Linked DNA regions of Homo sapiens: region 1 is linked to region 2. The links are chromatin loops, found by intact Hi-C in ENCODE. Cell type or tissue: CD4-positive, alpha-beta T cell. All regions are shown on one strand.

The links. Peaks named below come from ENCODE experiments on the same cell type or tissue, not always from the same donor. Only the 100,000 strongest peaks of a DNase experiment are listed, where the experiment ranks them.
Region 1: it touches region 2 in a loop (2.2-fold over the local background); 3 of 110 quality-filtered maps call a loop at or near these places.

Annotation. Positions count from the first base shown.
Region 1 is chr1:193,771,136-193,779,135 of GRCh38, reverse strand. All of the region lies in intron 3 of LOC124904475 (a long non-coding RNA gene), which reads right to left. Among named protein-coding and RNA genes, the nearest start is that of LINC01031, 470 kb to the right of the region's middle. In CD4-positive, alpha-beta T cell, no CTCF peak of the experiment used is centred here; no DNase peak of the experiment used is centred here.
Region 2 is chr1:193,413,891-193,421,890 of GRCh38, reverse strand. No RefSeq gene overlaps it. Among named protein-coding and RNA genes, the nearest start is that of LINC01031, 110 kb to the right of the region's middle. In CD4-positive, alpha-beta T cell, no CTCF peak of the experiment used is centred here; DNase peaks (open chromatin) are centred at 3,280 and 4,280; H3K4me3 peaks cover 1,022 bases; H3K27ac peaks cover 1,169 bases.

The sequences.
Region 1 (8,000 bases), 360 kb before region 2:
TTTAACTCTAACTTTACCTTTAGTTAATAAAGAGGTTCCATTTATAGAAATTTAATTTGTTGCAGTTATGTTTTCTCCATATTTCCCTTTTAAGATCTGCCAAACAACCACTTAGACTACTCCTCTCACCAGACATTCACAACTGCCAACTAACTCTCTCTCTTTTTCACACTTTCACAGGTGGAAAACGTCAATAGATTTCTCAAAGAAGTGTGAATCCAGAAAAATCAAGATCCCAGGAAAAAAAAGACTCAAAAAAGGAATTGATAAAGTTAAACATTCATGCTCCTCGGACTTCATATCGGATGCTCATTTAAAAGTAAACTCTTGGAAGCAACGTTGGGAGAAGAGTGATACAGAGTAAAAAATTATTTTAAAAACACGACTCCATATTTTAATGGTTTTGAACTTCATGTTATTACCTGTGTAATCACACACACACACACACACACACATTTTAAAACCCCATCTGCCTAGGTTTATCAATTATAAATACCAACTATTTTATTACACACATGACAGGATATTTTGTGGCCCTTTCCCCATGATGGCAAGATCCACTGAATGGTAATGCTAGAGTGATTAATGTATCCACATAGTAGCATATAATTTTTATAGAGAATAATACTTTATATGGTATTCATTTAAATGACACAATTTATTTTGTCTCTCTAAACGAAACACGTAAATGTCTATCCTCAGTTTCCTCATTAAAATAACTAATAAAATGCCACATATGTTGGTTGGCTAAGTAAAATAATATATCAATGGTATTTTGTAAATTAAAATCTCTATATAAGTCTCAGGCAGAAAACAAAGATATTTTTATACATTACTTAGAATTTTATATGACTGTAGGAATTACAGTGAAACATTTTTACTTATCAATCAAGACATTCACATCACAAGAGAGTGGTTATTTTATCACATTTATTTTAAGTTCCCAATAGAATTTTTAAAGTTGTCAATTGAGCTTCATAAAAAAGTTTGACTACCATTATTATATTTTATATAGTCATGTGTCAATTAACAATGGAGATACATTCTGAGAAATGTGTTATTTGAAAATTTCATTGTGCAAACATCATAGAATATACTTACACAAACCAAGATAGTATATTCTACTACACACACCTAGGATATATAGAATAGCCTATTGCTTCTAGGCTACACACCGGTACAGCGTATTACTACGCTGAATACTGAAGGCAATTGTAACACAATGGTAAGTATTTGTGTAGCTAACACATTTAAACATAGAAAAGTTACAGTAAACATATAGTATTAAAGGTAAAAAAAAAAAAAAAAAAAAAGGTCCACCTGTATAGGACACTTACCACGAACAGAGCTTCCAGGACTAGAAGTTGCCCAGGATGAGTCAGTGAGTGAATGGTGAGTGACTGTGAGGGCCTAGGACATTATTGTGCACCACTGTAGACTTTATAAACACTTTAGAGTTAGGATACACCAAATTTATAAAAAATATTTTTTCTTCAATAATAAATTAACTTTAGGCTACTGTAATGTTTTTACTTCATAAAGTTTTAAATTTTTTAAAAGTTTTTCAACTATTTTGTAATAACACTAGCTTAAAATTCAAACACATTATATAGTTGTATAAAAATGCTTTCTATCCTTATAAGATTTTTTATACATTTTTCTTTACTTCTTACACAACTCACATCACAGGTTTGTTTACACCAGTAACACCATAAAAAATGAATTATATGTTGCACTACAACATTACAATGGTTACAATGTCATTACATAAGAATTTTTCAGCTCCCCATTATACTCTCATGGGAACACCACCATATATGTTGTGCATCATAGACTGAAACATCATTATGTAGTACATGACTGTATGTCATATTCCATATACCTGATTGATATGGTTTGGCTGTGTCCCCTCCCAAATCTCATCTTGAATTGTAACTCCCACAATTCCCATGTGTCATGGGAGGAACCCAGTGGGAGGTGATTGAATTATGTGGGTGGGTCTTTCCTGTGCTGTTCTTGTGATAGGAATGAGACTCACAAGATCTGATGGTTTTAAAAAATGGGAGTTTGCCTGCACAAGCGATCTCTTTGCACTGCCATTCAGATAAGATATGACTTGCTCCTCCTAGCCTTCCACCATGACTGTGAGACCTCCCCAGCCATGTGGAACTGTAAGTCCATTAAACCTATTTTTCTTTCCGGTCTTGGGTATGTCTTTATCAGCACTGTGAAAGTGGACTAATACAATAAATTGGTACCAGTAGAATGGGGCATTGATGTAAAGATACCTGAAAATGTGGAAGCGACTTTGGAACTGGGTAACAGGCAGAGGTTGGAACAGTTTGGAGGGCTCAGAAGAAGACAGGAAAATTTGGGAAAATTTGGAACTCCCTAGAGACTTGTAGAATGGCTTTGACCAAAATCCTGATAATGTTATGGACAATGAAATCCAGGCTGAGGTGGTCTCAGATGAAGATGAGGAACTTGTTGGGAACTGGATCAAAGGTGACTCTTGTTATGTTTTAACAAAGAGATCACAGTATTTTGCAATTGCCCTAGAGATTTATGAATCTTTGAACTTAAGAAAGATTATTTAGGGTTTCTGTCAGGAGAAATTTCTAAGCAGCAAAGCAATCAAAAGGTAACTTGGGTGCTGTTAAAGGCATTCAGTTTTAAAAGGGAAACAGAGCATAAAAGTTTGGAAAATTTGCAGCTTGACAATGTGATAGAAAATAAAATCTCATTTTCTGAGGAGAAATTCAAACTGGCTGCATAGATTTCCATAAGTAATGAGGAGCCAAATGTTAATCCCAAAGACAAGGGGGAAAATGTCTCCAGGGCATGTCAGAGGTCTTCATGGCAGTCCCTTCCAGAGGCTCAGAGGCCTAAGTGGAAAAAATTGTTTCATGGGCCAGGCCTAGGGTCCCTCTGCTGTGTGCAATCTGGGGACTTGGTGCCCTGTGTCCCAGCCACTCCAGCCATGACTAAAAGGGGCCAAGGTACAGCTTGGGCCGTGGCTTCAGAGGGTGCAAGCCCCAAACCTTGGAAACTTCCACGTGGTATTGAGCCTGCAGGTGCACAGAAGTCAAGAATTGAAGTTTGGGAACCTCCACCTACATTTCAGAGGATGTATGGAAATGCCTGGATGTCCAGGCAGAAGTTTGCTGCAGGGGTGGGGCTCTCATAAAGCACCTCTGCTAGGACAGTGCAGAAGGGAAATGTGGAGTCACTGGGAGCCACTTAATGGAGCTGTGAGAAGAGGGTCACTGTCCTGCAGACCCCAGAAGGGTAGATCCACCAACAGCTTGCACTGTGCACCTGGAAAAGCTGCAAACACTCAATGCCAGCCCATGAAGCAGCCAGGAGGGAGGCTGTACCCTGAAAAGCCACAGGGGTGGAGCTACCCAAGACCATGAGAACCTACCTCTTGCGTCAGCGTCACCTAAATATGAGACATAGAGTCAAAGGAGATCATCTTGAAGCTTTAAGATTTGACTGCCCTGCTGAGTTTCAGACTTGCATGGGGCCTGTAATCCCTTTGTTTTGGCCAATTTCTCCCATTTGGAAAGACTGTATTTACCCAGTGCCTGTACCCCCATTGTATCTAGGAAGTAACTAACTTGCTTTTGATTTTACAGGCTTATAGGAAGAAGAGACTTGCCTTGTCTCGACACATTGGACTGTGGACTTTTGAGTTAATGCTAAAATGAGTTAAGACTTTGAGGAACTGTTGGAAATGCATGACTGGTTTTACAATGTGAGGACATGATATTTGGGAGGGGCCAGGGGTGGAATGATATGGTTTGGCTGTGTCCCCACCCAAATCTCATCTTAAATTGTAACTCCCACAATTCCCATGTATAATGGGAGGAACCTAGTGGGAGGTGATTGAATTATCCAGGGTGGGGCTTTCCTGCACTGTTTTTGTGACAGGAATGAGTCTCATGAGATCTGATGGTTTTGAAATATGAAAGTTTCCCTGCACAAGCTCTCTCTTTGTCTGCTGCCATCCATGTAAGATGTGACTTGCTCCTCCTTGCCTTCCACCATGACTGTGAGGCCTCCACAGCCATGTGGAACCATAAGTCCATTAAACCTATTTTTCTTCCCAGTCTTGGGTATGTCTTTATCAGCACTGTGAAAACAGACTAATACACTGATATTCTATATATCTCAATTTATAAACTTTAGAATAAAAAAAACTTAACTCAGAAATATGTCTATTATTGTTTTAAATTAATTTCTTGAATATTTTTATTAGTCAAATATATCTATAGTTAACATTAATATCCAAGACCATATGAATCATATATGCTCATTCTCTGATGTAATGTATTCTCCAACACAGGCTTATTATTAGTATCAGAATTAAAACAAATAAAACAAAAAACCATGGAAGTGATGACATCATCGATCCACTGATGAGCATGATGATCTGGATTATAGTGATCTGATATACAACACCTCACCTTACACGTGTAGTACAGGATGAAATGGGGTGGGGCACTAACTTAATGCCCAGACTAACAGAAGCTCTTTCCTGGTTCCAAGCTTGCCAAGAGAGAGAAAGGGAACACTGAAATTTGCACAGGCAGTTAAATGTAGAACTGACCAAAATCATTCCTACTTAGTATTCAATGTCCATAGAAAGTCATATGGGTCCATCTACCTCAAAGACAGCAGAGAAGTGAAATTCTATCTAGTGTCCAGAAAGAGAAAAAAAAGCATTTGGGAACAGCTCTAATGAACATCTCATCTACAATAATAAAAGTAATTTTTTTTAAGATTCACTGTTTTCTATTTGTTTACATGACCTTTTTTTTCATCACCGGAAGAAAAAAAAAAAAAGACTGTGCACTTCCCAAGGCAAAGACCATAGTATTAAATGCAAACTTTGACAAGGCTTTTCAGCTGCAACTTACTTGTTTTCCTCCAATATTTCATACTGTTAATCACTTCCTTCTTGCAGCACTTTCTTCCATTCATTTCCATAAAAAAAATTCTGCTGGTTACCTCTGCTTACTTCCTGTTTGTTCTCAGTTTCCTTTATGGTTTTTTCTTTCCTCATCAACTCATAATATTGGTGTTTCTCCAGATCTTCATATATCTGATATCCAAGGACTTAGCTTATATTCTGTTTCTACTGACAGTGTAGTGTAATGGTCAAGGGAGCAGAGCCTACATCTAGACAGGCTGAGTTTGAATGCCAGCTCCTCCACATCTAAATACAATTTGAGCAAGTTAACTAACATCTCTGTGTCTAAGTTTCCCCACCTATAAAATCAGGATGTTAAAATAGACCCTGCCTCACTGAATTGTGATAATTTCATTAGTTAACATGTATAAAACAGAACAGTGCCTGGCATACAGTAATTGTTATATGTTAGTTATTAACTCTATCAGTATTGTTTATGACAACATCTTCACCACCACCTCCTCACTGATCATACCCAAATCCATATTTTAAGTCTGATTTCATGAGTTCCAGAGCCATATATTCAATTCCATTCTAGATATCCCCAGAAATTCAAATTCAAATTACTGACAAAAGGAAGGCACCATCTTTCTTCTGAAATCTGCTTTTTTTCTATTTATGTTTTCTAGCTTAGGTAATCTTATCAGTATCCACTCAGACTCCCAAGCTAGAAAATTAAACAAACTAAATTTGTGAGAAATCTTATTAGTTCCACTATTAAATCCATCCTCTCTTCACTTTCCTCACTCTTACCATGATTATTTCTTCACTTAATTTCTGCTTTGGCTTCTTCATTGCTCTGCTTGCCTCCATTCCAGCTCCACCATTCCTGACTGTGCCAGGTAGTATTACCAAGGTAATCATATTAAAATTAAAATCTCGTATCATGGTCTTGAGTAAATTAAGCATGGTTCACCAGCCTCTCAGACTCCCCTCTGTTTTCTAGCCTCATTTTACCACAAGCATCCAGGCTGGGTTCTCAGACCTGGGAGAACAGAGAAGTGGGCAGTGCCAGTATTGCACACTGGAGAGTGAGACAAATCAAAAGTCACAATGGAAAACTCAAGCAAAGAAAAAAATAGTTTCAAGAGCTGTACCAAGAGAGAATCCACAAAGAAGGAAATGAATATGAACTAAATTGTCTTCCAAAACAAAATAATAGGGTAGGAAATAGCAAGTAAAATTGGAAGATTATCAAGAAATTTAGAGTTAATAAATAATATATAATGAAGGATTTTTTTGTGTGTGTGCTAGAAGGGAACAAAAGGAACATCTAACAGTCCTGAGAAGACTAAATTTCTGTGTCACTTTGTTTTCACCTCTTGCCATTGTTATATCACTTATAGCAACAGCAATGTCAAAGTACTTTCTAAAATGCAGCATGATTTTTCTCATCTTGCATATTCTGTTCCTTATGTGTAGATGAACCCTTCTCTTCCTGCTTCCTTCACTTGGCTTTCTCATTATTCATCCATCTCTCTGCCGAGGCACAACTTTCTTCAAGAAGCTTTTTCAAGTCCACCTGGATGGTCAGATTTTAACACTCTTCTCTAGGCTTCTACCTCCCCATACTTTTATCATAATGTATTGACTTAACTCTGCACCCCTCATTCAGTTGTGAAGCAGCTGAGGGAAGGAAGTACAGCTTTGTCTGTGCCTAGCATAAATATTCTGAAACATAAATGCTCAAAGAAGTTGTGTTTAGAAATGGGAACACCAAATAAATAATTAATGAGTTAATTAATAGTGGGATGGAGCTGAATCAATCTGTCCATTGTTCCTTTCTCCTAATTCCCTTTGTGAGATAGAATATGCAGGTGCCACATCAGATTTAAATTGTAGTCAGGTAGTAGAAAAGTACAGGGATATCAAAATGCTATTTGGAAAAGTGAACTTTACTTCATTAGCATTATGTTTTATGAGAAATTGAGCTAAAATGCTTTGCAAATGCTCTGACTGTAATTCTAGTTTTCCTGGAGTTTGTTTCTTTCGTTTAAAGAAAAGATTAATCTTATTAGTCCCCATCAATTTAAATTGTAATTTCTCAGACAATATGAGCCATTAATGATTAGTTAATTCAATTCAGACTACCAGAGTAACAGGTACACTCCACAGAATGCAATGGAATACCAGCATTCTAACCTGAGCAGACAACAGGGTAAACTATGCCAAGTTCAAAGAGACGAAAGCTATGAAGATAACATATTTTATAGCCTTTTGTTTGGATTAACAGCAAGTTTGATTCTTAAACCTCTGAGGAAATCTGAAAAACCAACAGACCAATTAATCTTGGATTTGGCTAACAATGACAAAGAGTATTGTGAAGAATATAACATTTTCAATATTGCATACATTCTCAAATGGAGTAAAGTCATGAATTTGAACAATGATAGCATTGTAGAATAGGCTCAATGCTGTACTGTACACATTGCAGGCATACAGGCTGAACGGTTAGCAGGCACTCTCTCCTATTCTCTCTGTCTCTCTACATTTATGGACAAATATAACCTTCCTAGGACTTATGCTTTTCAGTCTAATAATCATAGATAAAACTCTACACTATATTTCATGACAAAGATTTAGATTATTGTTTTCTCCCTGTAACTGGCATCATCCATTATTTAGGATGATTTCTTAATATTTTATCTACGTATATGTGTCTGAAACATCTTTCCTCAACAACAGATATTATATGTAATATTTCTAAATGATTCAGGCTGTCATTTGTAGTTACAGATTATCTTCTCTTTGGAACTTTATTCCATTCACGAACTTTTATTTATTTAAAAATTAAAAGACTTTCAAAAGTGACAAACCAATGAAATAATTTTATGAATATCCCTTAAATCAATACTTGTATTTTTTCATCTGAAACTCAAAGATTAAACACTTACAGTTGCGTTAGTTTGGGTCTGCTGAGAAGTAGATGTCAAAACAGAATTAGTGTGGATGTATGTCACTTTTTTATTGCTGCTGGAAGAGATTACCACAAATTTAGTGGCTTAAAACACCACAGACTTCTCAT
Region 2 (8,000 bases):
CTCAGGAGGCTGAGGCAGGAGAATCACTTGAACCCGAGAGGCTGAGGTTGCAGTGAGCTCAGATCATGCTATAGCATTCCAGCCTGTGTGACAGAGTGAGATTCCATCTGAAAAAGTAAATGAATAAAATAAAATAAAAATAAACAAACACAGTCATCAAGTGAGCAAGGTGTTGCTTCAGTGTCAATAGGGACGCCCTGGATATGAGGCAAGAGGCATAGGAGGCAGGCTGGAAGTGAGAGGTTGTTCGGTCATGGCTCAGTGAGGTTAGTTAGAGCCTATGCAGGGCTGGTCACGGGGGAGGTGACAGAACAAGTAGCCACACTCTTTAGAGACAAGTGAGGTTGTCTGATTCTGGAAGAGCACAGAAGGGGTGCTAGATTAAGGGGGTAAGTATTAGAAAAAGCTAATAGAATTAAATAGAATTGCCCATGAAGAAACAAAATAGAGGTAGTGAAGATTAGGCTAGGACTCTTAAAATGTAATTTTATTTTTAAACTCATGTATATGCATTATTATATTAAAAACACAAACTTAAAAATGCTTAGAAGTATCTTACATAGTAGGATTCTTTATTCCAGACACTTGGTTACAGCATTGTAACTGAGAATTGCTTTTAATTTTCACAAAGCCAAAATCAAAGTGGTTGTTGTTGTTGTTATTTTTAACTTTAGGCCATTTCTATTTCCATGCTACTAACATACTGAATGTAATCAATTACCAAAATTCATAAAGTCAGCCAACAATTCTCAAATTTTTCAGTCTAAGAGTTCCTTTATACCCCTAAATTTCTATAGGTTTTATTTATTGGCATTTGCCATGTTAGAAAATAAAATGGAGACTTTTAAAAATATTTTGTTTATTGATTCACTTTAAAATAACAATGTAAACCCATTGTATGATGTCATAAGTAATATCTGTTTTCAAAAAATAACCACATTTTCCAAAGCAAAATACTTGAGTGAGAAGAGCGGCATTGACAAGCACTTTTACAATACTCTTTACCTTCCAGCTTAATCATAAACAGTTTATTCGTTATATCTGCTTCTATATTCAGTTTGTTGTAATATGTTGATTGGTTAAAATCTATGAAAAAAAGAAACATGGCCTCACACAGATATGTTGTTAGAAAAGGAAAGGGTATTTTAATAGCCTTTTCAGGTAATTGTGTTTATTCTTCTTTGATAATACACCATAATGTGACATTGAAAACCACATCCATGAACTTTTTGTATTCTATTACATTAAAAATCATTAGTCCATTTGGCACTTTAAACAGACCTTTTTGTTAACCATGCATTGATCACATGAAAGGTATCTGTTCACTGAACTATTTAGGCCTTCCAAATGTTGATCCATTTCATCACATTGTCAAAAAATCACATTCGTTAATACCACCACCTGTCTCACTGGAAAAGTCTTTAGGTACTGGGAAACTGACTACCTTATGGTGATAAATACTAGTTTTCCAAATTTCTAATTTTTGTGTGGAAGCTCAAATATTTTTATTGACAACAACAAAAAAATATCAGTTCCTTTTTTAAAATGACCTGCTCGCTTCATTTATTTTTATGAAAATGTCTGCCAAATAAATTAGGATAACCCTAGTTTACCTGTCAGTTGTCCCTTCAAGTGAAAATGACATGCCATGAAAAAAGCAGCTAGTTTAGCTTGCAATTCAGACATACATAAGCGCTTTTCTTCAAAACAGCCATCACACGTCACACTATGAAACCAAAGGACTTTCTTCCTACCTCCCATTTTGTTATACAGAAAGTTAAAATGACATACACACAAAGGTTGAGATCTAATAAAACTAATAATCTTTACTGCTTCCTAAAGATACTTTTCAGCGTCCCTGGCATTTTTTTTAACTGTAAATGTATGGTGAAGAAATACAATGACTTCTAGTTTAGTTTGGTGCCACTGCCTTGATTCACGCTAAGGTGCCAGTAGTTTTACCCACCCTTGTTTTTTCACCCTGACTGCAAATGTCAGCTCAGTGAAAAAGGTAAACAATGTTGTTAGCATTATTATGAAAATAGCTTTAAACTCTAAAACACTCAGAAAGGATCTAAGAGACCCATAGAATACACGGACTGAACTTCGAGAACTACTAATGTATATACTAAGTATCATAAATCATTACAAGCAAAAATCCTCACTTTTTTTTTGCCAGACTGAAGTAAGAATTGAGCTAAGCATTCAAAGCTGTCATAAATATGTATGATGCCTTAGACTGTACACAGGCAGTAGGATGAGATACTAATGACACTTGATCACAGCTCAGAGAACATGAGTTCTAGTGCTATAATTCACAAGTCACAGGACCATTGATTAGTCAATTGTGCTCCTCCGAGTGTCATTCTCCCCATTTCTATCTTGAAGATGATACAGCCTACTCCTTAGGGTTATTGGATAGACTAGAGCTACTCAAAGTATGGTCCCTGAACCATCAGCATCATAGGAAAATAGAAAGTGTGGGAAAGCACCTGGGAATTTGTTAGAAATGGAAAATCTAGGGTCTCAACCCACATGTGTTGACTCAGAATCTCTGGGAGTGGGGCACAGGAATCTCTCTCAGGCTTTACTAATGATTCTTGCTCATATCCAACTTTGAGAAGTACTGATATGGACCATGCACGATAAAGGACTGGAAAATGTGAACACTACACAAATTTATGTTATTATGATAATAAGAAAAAAAGGCTTTCCAGGCAAAATAACTACATAAAGATTGCTACTTTAGTCGTATTTGTTTGTATCATCTGTAGTCAGGTAGCGCTAATCTAACTGTTGGTATCAAAGATATATGTGTTTCATAGAAATGAATTTAAAAATGCAAAGCCAAGAAAAAGTGTAGAGTTAGGGGAGATAGCAAAAGGTATGCGTGGAAAAACAGTAGGAAATAATGCTGAATGTGGTTAAAATATAAAATGAGATGTTTATACTTTATACAATAGGCAATAAGGAACCATTACAGATTCTTCCATTTTAAAGTGACATAATGAAAGACTGTTTTAGGAAATCAGTTCGCTAACCATACGTGGTGCAGAATGAATTGAAAGGGGAAAAGACAGGAAGGCAAGAAGTATTTCATGAAACCATACATTTTTCCTCCCCATAGAATAAAAAAATTCTCTGATGAATTTGGACAAGATTCACACAGTCCTAGGCATTTGTCTGATAGGAGTGAAACCAAGGTAAAGAAAAGTATGAGTATATGATGTGTTCATCACTTACCCCACACATAACTTTATTTCCAGCACTTTCACTTTCCCTTTCTTTCAGTTCCAAGTCTTCTGCTAATTCACTGCTCTCAAACTCCTGTCTCTCACTTGCCTGTCTCCCAACCTGCTCTCCTTTATTCAGCAGCCCGAGGTCTTCTCCTGTTAATGAAGAACAGCTTTTCTCTATTTCCTTTCCTTTAAGCCCCTATACCTACTAAAATTTCTAAATGACAAGAAAGTTTTGCAAGAATTTCTGTGCTAAAGGAGAGGAGAAATGTAAAAGCTACATGTCCCAGTCAGATCCTGCTTCTCTTCCCAGACATATAGGGAGTTATCAACAGCTTTTTCAAGCTAATGCTTCCATGTCAGCATCAGAAAAAGAAAAAGTTGGAAGTTAAGAAGGGAAAATAAAATGAAAACGAGATAGAAGCAATGTCTCTGCAATTCAGCCTTGGAAAAGATGAACAAGTCAAAAACGAGGACCTTGGAGCTGAAGTTGAGTTTATCTGTTTGTGTGTACAGGGGACAGAACCAGGTCAGAATGTCCTGGTGGGATTTATCTGTCCTGGAATAGAATTACCGTGAGTAAAACTAAAAGCATTTAATGCAAAGTTTGGATAGCAATGGTTGAAGAAGTCCCTCAGGTTTGACCCTTAATTAAGGGAAGCTAATTACATAAACAAAATATTATCTGAAGTGATCCCTGTCACAAGCATTCAATTAATGTGTATTTCTGGCTGCAACTACATCAGAAAGTGGACGTTAAAAAGATTTAGGGCCAGGTGTCGTGGCTCATGCCTATAATCCCAACGTTTTAGGAGGCCAGGGCGGGTGGATTGCTTGAGTTCAGGAGTTCAAGACCAGCCTGGGCAACATGGCAAAACCCCATCTTTACAAAAAATACAAAAATCAGCCAGGCATGGTGGAGCATCCCTGTAGTCCCAGCTACTTGAGAGGCTGAGGTGAGAGAATCACTTGAGCCCTGGAGGTCGAGCCTGCAGTGAGTCATGATCATGCCACTGCACTCCAGACTGGCAACAGAGCAAGAACTTGTCTCAAAAAAAAAAAAGAAAGAAAGAAAGAGGAAGAAGAAGAAGATTTAGAGCAAGGCAGAACTTCAGCATCACAGACAGGGGAGGAGTAACTTGAAAGTGTGGGGGATTTCAGCATCTTTCACAGTGCATCAGGCTTCATACCTTTTCTTAATTTAGACTGAATACAAGCATGCAGATTCAGTTAAGTGAGGTGTTATTATGAGATCCAAAGCTTTTTAAATGCTACCTAAAATTTTTGGATGAAAAACTCAATGAAAAGGCAATTTATTTATAGCAGTATCATATATAAGGAAAATGAAACTCTTTAGAAAATGCTTGAGAATCTTTCATTTAACTGTTTGAATTCAAAACAAGACCTATTTATTGGAATGAAACCATGGTAATATTAACATAGACTATAATCAATTTGGTCCTATTTTTATTCGTTCATAGATAATATCTAGCACAGTTCTAGATAACAAAGCTACCAGAATGAACAGGGCATAATATAGCTTATGGGGTTTATACTCTAGTAAAGGAAATGGGGGAAAGATGTAAACACATAACCATAAATATACAACAATATGAAGTAAATTGTAAATGGCAAATAGAAAAAAAAGGGGGGGCTAAGATACAGAAGAACTGAGGGGTGAGTTTAAATAAAGTAGTTAGGGGAAACATCTCTAAAAGGATATTAAATCTGCGACCTAACAATGAGAAACTATCCATGCAAATAGTAGAGAGAAGCTCTCTCCTGCCAAGAAAACAGCAGGGGATTGGTAGAGATGTTTTCAAAGACCTAAGAAAAGACAAGTGTGACTGAAACATGGTGTGCAAAGAGGAGAGGGGCAAAGGATGAGAGAAAGTGTGGGGCTCAGGCCATGAGAGCCTTCTAAGCTGCGCTGTTAAGAGACAGTGGAGAAAAATGAGGACAGAAATCGGTGGACTTGGCAACTTCGATGTAATGGGTAATGTGAATTACAGCAGATTCAGTGAAATAATAATGTCTGGAATCTCACTGGTGTTAGTAGGAGAGAAAGGCAGTAACGGAAGAGAGATTCACATCTTTGTCTCTCTTAAAGCTGTGAAGTGGGAGCTGAGGATGGAGAGATGGCTGATAGGAATATAGGGACCCAGGAAGTTTGGGTTTTGTTTTTGCCAAAGACAAAGATCACAGCATGTGTGTGTTTGTTCTGATAGGATTGCAGTGGTCCAGGGGAGAGGCAAAGGATAATGGAAAGCAGGAATGGGGTCCAGAGCACAAGGGAAAGATTAGATATAAGGGAAAGCACAAGATAGAAAAAGAGATTGCGTGAACACAGGTCAAGGTGTGGATTTACCGGTGGAAGGTTTGGAAACACTGTCCTCTACCATCCTCATCTCCTCCTAACCCCATAATCCCTGAGCCACTCCTTTAACTCATCTAATCTTTACCTATTGAAACTCTTTCTAGATTTAAATCATCAACACATCTTATCTGCTTGAAAATATCCGTGAATTCCACGTAAAAGTTATTTTCCTAAATCCACAAGTGTTTACAAAGATTGTACTGCCAATTCAATACAGAGGCCTTTTAACAGCATAGTCCTATAATTTTACTTATGGAACATAATGTGACAAGCAAAATATTTTAAGATGAAAGATAAATGTTTTGGCCACCTTTAGGTGGCCAAAAAAGTGGCAAGATCCAAAATCATTGCATAAGTTTTCTGTACATTCTTCCTAGTATCATTTAATGATATTATTAGGGTCTCATTATATGCTTTTTCACCCATGCTACTTCCACTTTTTATGTGTGGCATTCAAATTATTTCTTGAATAATATCCCCAGTGCTTCACAGAATGTGTCTCTGCACTAGAAATGTGTTTCTATATTCATATATCCCTTCATTTATTTTCCACTACTCAATTAAGAAAGAAATAATAGGAGACATAACATAAAGCACATTACTGTGCCTTGTCCAACTGAGTAGATAGATCACTTTCAAATATAGTAGCAAATGCTGTATTAGTATAAAAGAGCTTTTAACTTTTCAAATCCAAATGCCCTGAGTTATTTTAAGCTCTGCTGCCATCAGTCAGTTTCCTGGTGTGGAAGAACGTATAACTTAGATAAAGCTAGAGCAGCTGGAGCAATCACCACAAATCACCAGTTATAAGGCTGCTTGCAGCAGTAATACAGGCTGAAAAGTCCCCCTCCCCTCAAAAAAAATAATAACCCATGAAGAAGTTAATGTGGTGTTAAAGCTAGTAGTTGGCCGTTGCTCTTGCCATCTGTCATCCCATTGGACCACATAAGTAGAAGTCAACAGGAAGTTCATCTTTTATGTTGACATCACACAATGTCATTTTCTATTTATGGACATCGTTAAATTTCATTTGATATCAAAATTAATCCAGAAGTTTCTAAGAGAAGAAAGTAGTAAGAAATTTTCAATAATGTTTCAAATGTCTCTAAATGAAAGAACACTAAGCTTTAAGAACATTGCTAACCTTCTATAGAATACAAGTATTTTCCCCACAACATGAGTTTCAATTGAGAAATTGTATTTATTCAACTGCTCTTGTCTTCTTTGAGAAATATCTGCCCTCAAAAGTTACAATCTGGTTTACAACACAGGTAGCAGGCTAATTTAAATAAATCATAACTTTTTCTAAATACCAATTAAATTCATAATAAGATTCCATTACGCATGTACCAGGATGGCCAAAGTTAAAACCAAGATACCAAATGTTGGTGAGAACGTAGAGTGACATGAACTCTCACATACTGTTGACGGTAGTATAAAAATTGGTACAGTACATTTGGAAAACTACAGGAAAACTACAAAAGCCAGTGATGTGCTGTGACAGTAAATGTTTAACAGCTGAGTCTCTGGTGGGGGATGGGGGAGTAATTTGTATCATTTGCCAATTTCTATAGTGTAAACATGCCTCTGATGGCCAATCTCAAGCTACCAATGTGATGTCACTGAACGTGAATTTTGGAAGACGTGCAAAATTAGCTCTTGTGAGCTGGTGCAAGCCAGTCCATTTTACCTCTGACTAGGTTGAAAACTCATATTTCCCAAGACCCTACAAATTTTCTCCTAATTATAATCCCAATAAAAATGCATACACGTGTTCATGGAAAGCCACATATAAGAATATTCACAGCAACACTGTAAAAGCCAAAAACTGGCAACAACCCACATACCCAAAAAGTTAATTGTGGTGTATACATACAATGGGACAATATTTAACAATGAAAATTAACAAACTACTACTTACCCAAAAATACAGATGAATCTCAAATCTAACATTGATAAAAAGAGCCAAACATCAAAGAATAATGATTCCATTTAAATAAAGTTTAAAAACAGACAAAATGAATCCCTGATGATAGAAAACAAAATAATAGTTAACCTTTGTTGAGTGAAAGCACCTATGAAGGGGCACAGGAAGGCTTCTTAATCTGGTGATAGCAATGCAGGTGTGTTCATTTTGTAAAAATTCCTTGAGCTATAAACTTACGACTGTGCACCTTTTTTGCATGCCTGTTACACAACAATAAAACAAGTTTACTGAAAAATAAAACTTTTCCAACATAACAATTATGAGGATTCACTTTCCTCTGTGGTTCTTCTCTGTTACCCTAACTCTCATCACCTGTAAAAAAGAGTACAGATTCTACTGGTTCTGTTGCTTGCATGCTGTGTGACTGCACAAATTACTTAACCTCTCTAAGTTTCAGTTA